Linked DNA regions of Homo sapiens: region 2 is linked to region 1. A link is an interaction called in ENCODE POLR2A ChIA-PET data of the cell type or tissue named here. Cell type or tissue: PC-3. All regions are shown on one strand. Each heading gives the region's core, and the rest is flanking DNA. Links, peaks and the distances in the headings are about the cores only.

The links. Peaks named below come from ENCODE experiments on the same cell type or tissue, not always from the same donor. Only the 100,000 strongest peaks of a DNase experiment are listed, where the experiment ranks them.
Region 2: POLR2A ChIA-PET joins it to region 1 with 6 read pairs; 2 of 35 experiments call an interaction of 5 or more read pairs at or near these places.

Annotation. Positions count from the first base shown.
Region 1 is chr13:100,868,314-100,873,617 of GRCh38, forward strand. All of the region lies in intron 2 of NALCN-AS1 (NALCN antisense RNA 1), which reads left to right. Among named protein-coding and RNA genes, the nearest start is that of LINC00411, 73 kb to the right of the region's middle. In PC-3, for the core only: no CTCF peak of the experiment used is centred there; no DNase peak of the experiment used is centred there.
Region 2 is chr13:101,023,657-101,028,960 of GRCh38, forward strand. NALCN-AS1 (NALCN antisense RNA 1) reads left to right here. Exons shown (of 8, transcript NR_047687.1): 4 at 1,023-1,142. Among named protein-coding and RNA genes, the nearest start is that of LINC00411, 82 kb to the left of the region's middle. In PC-3, for the core only: no CTCF peak of the experiment used is centred there; DNase peaks (open chromatin) are centred at 2,035, 2,465 and 2,875; H3K4me3 peaks cover 1,517 bases; H3K27ac peaks cover 2,111 bases.

The sequences.
Region 1 (5,304 bases), core at 1,293-3,792:
GTGATGGCTCCACTCCTTAGAGAGGCAGAGAGCCTCAGCAACTTGGACTACAGGGGGGTAGTCCTGTTCTAGGTAGGTGGAGCTCTGTGGGTATTTGGAGGATAGGGTGGCACAACTCAGCCAAGGCTCTGATTCCCTGGGACCTGAGGCATTGTGTCTACTTGGCCTTGAAAAGTGCAGCTGCATGGGTCAGTGGAGCCTCTGGATCCCTGTGGGTAGGTGCGGCATCAGCTGTGGTTCTGGGAGGTGCACCTGCTCTGGTGTACTGGAGACTTAGAGCCCCTGGAGGTAGAACGCCGCTTCACCTGTGGCATGGGGTGGTGGTGCAAGACAGCTCCAGTGTGTGGAAGGCCTGAGGTCCCTCGGGGGTGGGGTGCTGCCTCAACTGTGGTGCCAGGGCGTATGACTGCTCTGGTAGTTCGAGGCTCCGGGTCCCCAGTGGTGGAGCACCACTTCCACTTAGCCCTAAGGGGAGGGTGCACCACTGACTAGGATGTGGAGGATGTAGCAGCTCAATAGCTTGATTTTAGGGAATAAAGTGTAGCAGCAGTTTTGCTTGGGATGGCACCAAGTGGGTATGGTGCACTGGTGGCTGAGCCTGAGGGATGCAAGAATTCAGTGGCTACCCACCCCCAGAGCAGGACGCACTGTAGTGTGTCTCCAGTTCCAAGATGGCACAGTACAGTAGCAGCTTGGGCCATGGTGGAAGGGCAGGGAAGAGTGTCAGCTCCTTTTCTGTGGGTAGCTCAGCGTGTGGACTCCAGAGACTTTCTCAATGGGGCTCTGAGCCTGTGAGGACTGCAGGAGTCTCCAGTAGTGAAAATTGCAGGTGTCTGCTTTGGTGATGGGGGCTGCTGGGGTCCTCTTGCTGACCTTTCCCCTGCAGGAAGGGGTCCCTCTTGGTTTCAGGCCGATCCCCACTTGTGGGCTGGGGTGGTGGAGGAGAGGTGCCTCCTTTCTTTTGCTATGTGGCCACCATGTGATTCTGTGCTCTGCAGGATTTTTGCTGCTTCTTTGCTCTTCTCTTGTGCTCTTCTTTAGTTATTTGTTGAAATGGAGTTGTTTATTTATTGTTTTGGATTTTTTTTTTTTTTGGCTGGAGGGGCTGGTGGTGGAGAGTAATAGGAGCTTCTAGTCAGCTATCTTGGTGACATTCTGTCCTGAATCCTTTATTCTTTTGAAGTTTTTCATTCATGCATCTAGTATTCAACATGTTGAGACCCCACTGTGTGCCAGATCCACAGTCAGTCACCATATATCTGGAGGGTTTTTCCTTTTTATAATGTAGTACCAACTCTTCCCTTTACTTGTTTTTACAGGTCTTTGTAAACTCTAAGTGAATGCTTCTCAAACTTCTCTGTGAATGTGATTTCCCCAGGTTGCTTATTAAAGATGTAGATTGCTTGTTCTTTATTCCTAGAGAGTCTGAGTCAGTGGGTCTTGTGTGGAGCCTAGGAATTTGAATTTTTAGCAAATACTCCAGGAGATCCCCATACAAGTGGTCCATGGACAAATACCCTTTGAGAATACTACTGTGGGGTTGGAAGTACAGGTGAGGGAGTGGTCCTTACCTTAGCCATATTAGCACATTGCTCTTAACACTGAAGTTGAGCAGCCCATAGAAAATAAGTGTGTTTGGGGCAGGACCTATAGGGTATGTCCATAGGAATGGAGTATGTGTGCATGGGTTGGAGAGAAGGGGCTGTGGGGAAAATGAAAGGGACCTCCTTCAGCTGGGATCTGCCTTCCCTGCCTCTCTTTTCCCTGAGGAGTCCTGGGTTCCAATGGTCAGGCTTCACGTTCTTCCTTTCCTGGCTTTACTTTGCTCGATGCAGCTCACCAGAGTTCAGAATTAAATGGTTTCCTTTCTTAATGGAATTTGATTTTCAGCTTGTGAAAATATAATCAAGTGGCCTGGCCCTTTGACTGTGGCCTACAGCAGCTACTTACCAGTTTAGACTATCTTGTCAGTGTTAAGATTCGAGCTGTACTTGGAATTCCCAGGAAGAGTTTTTCTTTGCTTTTCTGAGAAACAATAGTTTTCACGCCCATTATTTCCAGCTTAATTTAAAATGTTTGTTGCTTAGGGAAATGGCCTATGCTTGTGCTGGGAGGTCTTTTGCTGAGATCTGAGACTTCTGTGTTTACAGAATGAATATTCTAGCTTGGATGGACAGTTATTTGTATCCCATTCCTATGATGAAAACCAAATGGGAAATAAACCTATGAAGACTAATAGGGGACCGCGCCACCTATGGCAACTCATTTCAGCACATAAATTTGTTTTCTTTTACCTTCAACATAAAAATCCTTTGTAAATCTCCCTTGGTAGTATCCAAAATCGCATGTCTGATCTTTTATGTACGAATCACTTCTGAAAATATCCCTGCAATTTCAATGCTATCTGGAGCAGTTACAGTCCATATTCTATGTAAAGGACTGATGGAGAAAGAGGAATAAATATTATGGCAATTATTACTATGAGCTTTTATTTTAAGCTGCAAAGCCCAAGATTTCTATGGTGATATAAGTACATCAAACTGTATTTTTTCTAGTCACATCTAAACTGGGCAATAGTAGCATATCAATAAACTTCAATTACACTCAAGAAAATACTAAAAGTGAATCTCCAGTGATGCTCAATAAAGTCTGCAGGCGCATTAGAGTTACATACAGCAGTGACATCCATCTGGTATTTTTCAGTGACTTCTAGTCAATTACTACATTTCATCCTGTGTAATCCTCTTTTATCTTCAGTTCCTGCTGGTGCAGTAATTCTCACTCTGCTGCATCTGTGGCTTTACTGTGAATTTTTATTGCCCAGGAGTCAGTGCGTCCCTTCCTGCCCCAGGATGTTGTTGAACTGTATCTGTTGAAGATTTAATCGCAATGTAGAGACACATAGGAAATATATAAAGTGACTGGCAACATCACTAAAAAATGGGCATGCTTTGAAATAAAATGTTGCCTTTCAGTCAAGTATGGATTCCATGAACCTTTGGACCTAGAGTCTGGAGTGTTGTTTTTAGCAGTGTTGTTTTTAAAGGGTAAAAAAGTAAACAAAAGAAAACAAAAAGAAGCAAAATCAATCCTGTCTGATGGTGATCTTTCGGAAAGGAGCTTTTGTACACATTTTATATACATGCTACATTTGTGTAAGTGTTTTATGTGTATATGAAAATGTACATGTGTATAAGTGGTATATATTGTAATTTGTATTCATGTTATAAAATATATTTTATATTTTGGAAAGCCGAATGTATTTTTTAAAAATCCAGGCTTTACTTTTTGGAGCAGTTGTAGGTTCACAGCAAAATTGAGAGGAAGATACAGAGATTTCCCATGTACCCCCTGCAAATTATCTCCCACTGCCAACGCCCCCCACCACATATTCTATTTGTTGTAATCAATGAACCTACATTGACACATCATTATCACCCAAATTCATAGTTTACATTAGGGCTCACTCTTGGAATTGTACATTTTCTGGGTTTTGACAAATGTGTAATGGCATGAATCCACCTTAACCTACCTTTCTGGTAGCATATAGAACAGTTTCTCTGCCCTAAGGTCCTCTGTGCTTCACCTGTTCGTCTCTCCATCCCCGCACTTCTGACGACCACTGATCTTTTTCTGTCTCCATATTTTTTGAGGACATGATATAGTTGGAATCACAACGTGTGTGGCTTTTACAGATTGGCTTCTTTTACTCAGTAATATGCATTTAAGATTCTTCCATGTTTTTTCATGGCTTGATAATAGCTGTATTTTTTTTTTTTTGAGTCAGAGTCTCGCTTTATCGCCCAGGCTAGAGTGCAGTGGCGCGATGTCAGCTCACTGCAAGCTGATAATAGCTGTATTTTTAAAAGAATTAATGAGTAATAAAACAGAATGTATTCATTGTTTAGTTTTTGAGAAAACTTACTTTGTTTGGTTTTGTTTTTAAGACAGAGTCTCACTCTGTTGCCCGTGCTGGAGTGCAATGGTGTGATCTCGGCTCACTGCAACCTCCACCTCCTGGGCTCAAGCCATCCTCCCGCCACAGCATCCCAAGTAGCTGAGACTACTGGTGTGTGCCACCATGCCCAGCTAATATTTGTATTTTTTGTAGAAATGGGGCTTTACCATGTTGCCCATGCTGGTCTTGAAATCCTGTGCTCAAGTGATTCTCCCGCCTCAGCCTCTCAAAGTGCTGGGATAATAGGCATGAGCCGCTGTGCCCTGCCAAGAGAAAACTTATTTTAATAAAATAGAGAGCGAGAAATGGAAGAAAATTGTGAGGCAGTCTTTATGTGCCTCTATCCTTCTTATTCCTTTGCCTTCAACATAAAAATAATTTGTAAGTTTACTTTTCCTCTCTCGTTTCCTTTAGTTTGCACCATTTTTGTTCTCTACTCTCATGCTACTCCTCCTCAACCCCCATGAAAGCCCTTTCTAATTGTACCTGGAAGATGTTTATTAATTCAATCATTTGGTCAGTCAGGCAAGGTGGCCTGCTAGAAAGTAGGGAGGGAGGGTGAAGAAGTTTCAGAGGGACCGTCTCACCACGCACTGTTTTCTGTCCTCACCATGTGTAAACATTCTTTTGATGTAAACACCACACAGCAGGCTTGGCTTGATTTGCCTTATTGCTAAATCTTCCTGGGCCCCTGAAGTTCCAGCTGCCAGATATTTACTCATAAAACCTTAAATCCCAAGAAGGGTGATGAGATTGGCCAGCTCTCCTACAATGACAAGAATAAAGAGAAATTGTTTTGGTTCCATCGATGGCTCCCGTTGCTCAAGCTACAGTAAATAAGGGAATGTGCTGCTCCTCCCAGGCTGCTGAGTGGGAGAGCACCCCAGGGCTGATTGGGAGAGCTCCTGGGTGCTCCTGTCCCCCAAGGCCGGTGTGCAGGCCCTGAATTATGGGCCTCTGCTGCCTCTTCTACAGACTTGGCTCTGGCTGCTGCCGCCTGGGGAAGTAGTTGCTCTGAAGCACTCTCCCTGATGGCACCGAGGTTTTCACATCCTCAGGGTTCATGCTGTGGCTTCCTCTTCTCCGTCCTGAATGAGACAGCGTTATGCCACCCTCGACGTCTGGGCAGTCCAGCTGCTGTAATGAACAGCCCCAGAGTCTCAGAATCTTAACACCTTGCGCATGACAGGGTCCAATGCAGGGTGGCAGTGAAACTCTGCTCCACACAGAACTTCAGGGATCTAGGTTCCTTAGATGTAGTGGCTCTGCCATGTCTTAGGCCCTTGGACCCCTTTGGCCAATCACTGTACTCACCTGATGAGGAAAGTGGGAGTATGGAGGATTCT
Region 2 (5,304 bases), core at 1,921-4,420, 160 kb after region 1:
GAAGTACTCCATTCAGGTCTTAAAAATTATTGTTCTTAAAGAAGACAGTCATTCAATTTTTAAATGTAATTTAGAAAACAACCAATTCACAAAACAAACACTTTTTACTGAATTACAAGTCAATCATGACCTTACTTTGGAGAAATGACAGGAAATATTGGCAAATCATGTGGATGCAACTCACATTTGTGATAAGAAAGTTAGCCTGCTCCCATGGATGAAGCTTAAGGAGAATCATAAAACCATCCTCCTTCTAGTGACTATCTTTCAGTTCATTCTCTTTTTGTTTCAAAAGCAAAGAAACCAATGTGACCTGAATGAACTATAATTACAAAGCTAAGATTCTTTCAGAGGGCAGGATGATATCTACTGGTTGGGGTTTTCTTGGCATGGCCAACTAGGATTCTGGTATATAGGGCATGTCTCTCATGAGTCCCCTAATAATGTAATCATTTTTTCTTCTCCATATGGTGCAAAAGTCATATCTAGTGAGAAAGTATCCTTACATTGCCAGTTTAGAAGTTATTTTATGCTTAAAAAATGGCCCAGTCAGTTGTTCAAATAAAAAACAGCTGGAAATTCAATATCTTGGGCTGTTTCCTTGTCATCATTTATAGATGTAAGGGGTTTCATTACAATCTGAGAGGCAGTCTATGATTTAAACAAATTATCAAAAAAATTAGGCCTTGGTCAGCTCAATTTTATTAAAAGCCTTCAGATCTTAAAGGATCAATGACTACAAGAGAAAGGTTAACCCCCAGGGCTCCTGGTTGGTGAACAAACACATCAAAGTGAAATCAGAGTTAAAAGCTATTGTTCCCTTGGCTAACTTTTGCCTCTGTCATATTCAGTTGATTTGAAGAGATGAGGAATGATAAACAGGACCAGGTTACAAACATAGAACTGTTACATTTTGTTCATTTAGCCAGGAGCTTTATTCTTTTGTTTTTCATGAGATGGGTCATTTTAATAGTCAACGGTGTTGACGACAGTCACCATTCAATCTGTCATTTCTAATACAGTCTTTCCTAGGAGAATATTTCTCACGTGTTTGACAGAAAACATTATCTGTCCATCATTTCCATGGATTCCTGGGTCTCACGGGCAGAAGGACAAGGCAGATATGAGGCGGATCTGGTAAAGTAAGTCATTGTGTACTCTTTGTATTTGTTTGAAGATATTTGGTCATTTTCAGTCATATATGTGATGGAGAACCAGTTGTTAGAACAATGTGTATATTGATGGAGAAACAGGTGGGCCAGAGTGGTCGGTAGTCTGTGTGACAAACAGTGATGCCACTTTCACTATCTGAAAATGAATGAATATATTCATAGTAGTGGGCATGCAAAGGTAATAAAGACCTGACCCCCAACATCAATAATATAATAATGATGAATTCATATTCTAAATCTGATCATTTAAGGAAGGCCATCCATATCTCCATCACAATCACTTAAACAAATGCAAAAATGGATATTCTTTCTAGAATATTTCTGATGAAATTGCTTCTGAAGGCTGCAAATTAGTGCTCAAGACCCTGTTGAAAAGCAGTTTCCTGTATTCACTTATGAAGTCAAATGCAGAAATTATATTTATTTGGATTTTATTTATAGCAGAGAGAATAACTTAAAAACTGACATAGCATTCTTTTCAAATCTGAACTCAATGTCTGATTTTTGGAAGATTCATATCAGCTCTACTCTTATAAATCAGAAAACAAAAACAAAACAAACAAACAAAAAACAACAACAAAAAAAGAAAAACAGGCCCAGACACCAGCAGTGACCCAGTCAACCACTGGCCAGTCAATATGAGAGCCAGCTGGTTCTTCTAGTGAAACCTTCACCTTTCTAATCAGAGGGTTTCAGGTTTTGCTCTCTATTGAGTCAATTGCTTGAGGGTAGAAAAAGAAAATCTTCGAATTGCATTACATACCACTCCTTTCCCTTTCTATAGATTTCCCCCTCTCTCCTTTCCAGGAATATTGATTTTCTTCCCTGGGTTTCTGAAAAAGCTTTTCTCCCCAGGCATCTTTATTTGGTTTGCTGACCAAAGCATTATTCACACTTCTCCTGCGGCCACGCCAATGCCACACCCGCTGCAAGGTGCTCCCGGTCTCCTACCTCTGAACAACAGTGGTCTGAATCTCTGACTTGAGCCGTGCAGCCCTTTGAAAGAAAAGTCATTTAGGAGCTCAGCCCTCTGAGGATGTAAAGCCCGTCGCAGGTGCTTGTTTTGTCTGTCTCCGTGTGTGGAAGATGCCTTCTGTGAGGTCCTGCGCCTCTGCGTAAGCAGCTGAGTAGCTCCTTGGGCTGACAAAATACTTTGTTGTGGCTCCATTACACACCCAGGGCAACCTCTTTAGCTGGATTTTGCAGACCGGGAAATGGGCTCTGAGGGGAAGTCACGCCTCATCTCAAGGTTTACTGAGGAGCCACGAGGAGGCCCCACCGCTGCCACAGCTAACTCATGGCCTCCGGCCAGGAAGTCTGGAGATTTTAAGACCATAATGTCAGCCAGGGTGACCTCTGGAACCTGTTCACCCCTTCACCCGTTGTGAACAAGAGAGCTGAATAGCCACTATCACAGATAATAACAACAGCTGACATTATTAATAGGATGCCTTACAGGCTGTAAAATACTTTCACAAACAGGATCTCATTTGATCCTCATAATCTCAACATGAGGTGCGTAAAGCAAGCAATTATTACTAATCTCCTTTTACAGAAGAGAAAAGGAAGTCCTGAGAGATGAATCCACTTCTGGGAGGTCTGACAACGTTCAGCTTTACCTAAGCCATGGTCAGGAAACTTTTCTGCGTTCCAGGAAATGGCCGGCCACAACGACTGGCCCTTCCCTATAAAAACTTACAAAACCCTCACAGGTGACCTCCTTGTTTACCTATGACAGAACCAGACACAGTGCCAGATCCTCCAAACTCCCATTCTTTGCCTTATATGTAATCAGTTGAACTGTTTGTATCTACTGACTAATCTAGACAAGGTACTTGCTAACTTGACCTGTTTAAAAGTTCGAAATGCCAAACTTTCTTTCTTTTTTTTTTTTTTCCCATCCCACCCCACCCAGATGGAGTTTCACTCTTGTCACCCAGGCTGGAGTGAGTGCAGTGGTGCCATCTGGGCTCAGTGCAACCTCTGCCTCCCGGGTTCAAGCAATTCTCCTGCCTCAGCCTCTAGAATAGCTGGGATTACAGGCATGTGCCACCACACCCGGCTAATTTTGTTTGTTTAGTAGAGACAGGGTTTCATCATGTTGGCCAGGCTTGTTACAAACTCCTGACCTGAGGTGATCTGCTGCCTCAGCCTCCCACAGTGCTGGGATTACAAGTGTGAGCCACAGTGCCTGGCCCGAAATGCTAAACTTTCATCAAGATATTGCAATAGTCTTTTCTAAGAAAGCTCTTCCTTACTTAACTTGTGCCTGGCCCCAAATGCTAAACTTTCATCAAATATTGCAATAGTCTTTTCTAAGAAAGCTCTTCCTTACTTAACTTGGGATTTGTTTTATCTGACACAGGGCACAGGGTAAAGATCAGAGGTGGCTTCCTGTCACTCATCCAGCCAGCCACCCAGCTATGGTTACCCACAGGGCCTGATAGCCATCCCTGCCAGCGGTCAGGGTTGCATTGTGGCCCCCACTCCAGGCCTTGCTTATTGCAGGCTTGGTTCCCATGGCTGCTCTCTGTGTTCTTGCAACCTTGCATCCTGCCAGAATCTCTGGAAGAAAGCTCTTTGGCGAGAAATGAAGAACAATCCCAAAGGTGCTCCAGGAAAGTTCATTATTTTGTGTACTCTGGTGTCTTACCTTAATCAGAGAACAGTTGTCTGTGATCCTCAAAGAGGGAATTAAAGGGAGGAATGGAACCAGAATTCAGTGACAACTGGAATGAGTGACTGAGGTGTAGCGTCAATCATCAAGGTTTATTAAACTACTTAGGGTGCGTCTGGAAAAAACATGAGCCACAAATACATCTGGGGTTGTTTTTCCAAAGAGGTTTTTGGGAGATTTAGTATTTATACATTTCCTTAGAGGGAAAAGGCATGTGGAAAGAGGGGCAGGTAGGCAGTTGGCAAATACTACATTTTACATAAGATAAGGCAAATGAAGAGAGAAAGAGAGTAAAGGAATAGTCCATTTTACTTATGTCTTTGTTCTGCACCTGGGAGGAAGTTCTTCATGACATCAGTGTGGAATCAACAAACTTTAGTTTTAGGAGCTAGGCTTAGTTTGTAGACCTACAGTTATAACTGGTGGTTCTGTTGATGGGATGCCAGTGAAGAATGTACTTAGGAATGATCTGTGAGGACTGTCCTTTCCTGATGCCTGAGTCCTTTTTCTTGGGGTGAGCGGGGGGTACAAAATAGGAGCATATATTTATGGAGTACATGAGATGTTTTGATACGGGCATGCAATGTGTAATAATCATGTCATGGACAATGAGGTATCCATCCCCTCAAGCATTTATCCTTTCTTTTATGAACAATCTGATTACACTTTTTTACTTATTTTAAAATGAACAATTAAGTTATTATTGACTATAATCACCTTATTGCCAATGTTTGTCATTCTGTGCCTGGCTTATTTCACTTGATAGAATGTTCGCCAGTTCCATCCATGTTGCTGCAAATGTCAGGATCTCATTCTCTTTTAAGACTGAATAGTGCTCCATTGTGTATATGTAGCACATTTTCTTTATCCATTCATGTGTTGATGGACACAGGTTGCTTCCAAATCTTAGCTATTGTGAACAGGGCTGCAACAAACATGAGAGTGCAGAAATCTCTTGCATATACTGATTTCCTTTGTTTTGGGTGTATACCCAACAGTGGGATTGCTGGACCATATGGTAGCTCTATTTTTAGTTTTTTGAGGAACTTTCAAACTGTTCTCCATTGTGGTTGTACTAATTTATATTCCAACTAACAGTGTAGGAGTGTTCCCTTTCCTCCACATCCTCGCCAGCATTTGTTACTGCCTGTCTTTTGGATATAAGCCATTTTAACTGGGGTGAGATGATATCTCATGGTAGTTTTGTTTTGCATTTCTCTGATGATCAATGATGTTGAGCACTTTTTTGTATGCCTGTTTGCCATTTGCATGTCTTCTTCTGAGAAACCTCTATTCAAATCTTATGTCCAGTTTTTTGATCAGATTATTAGACTTTTTCCTATAGAGTTGTTTGAGTTCTTTATATATGGCGCTTATAAATCCCTTGTCAGATCGGTAGTTTGCAAATATTTTCTCCCATTATGTAGGTTGCCTCCTCACTTTGTTGATTGTTTC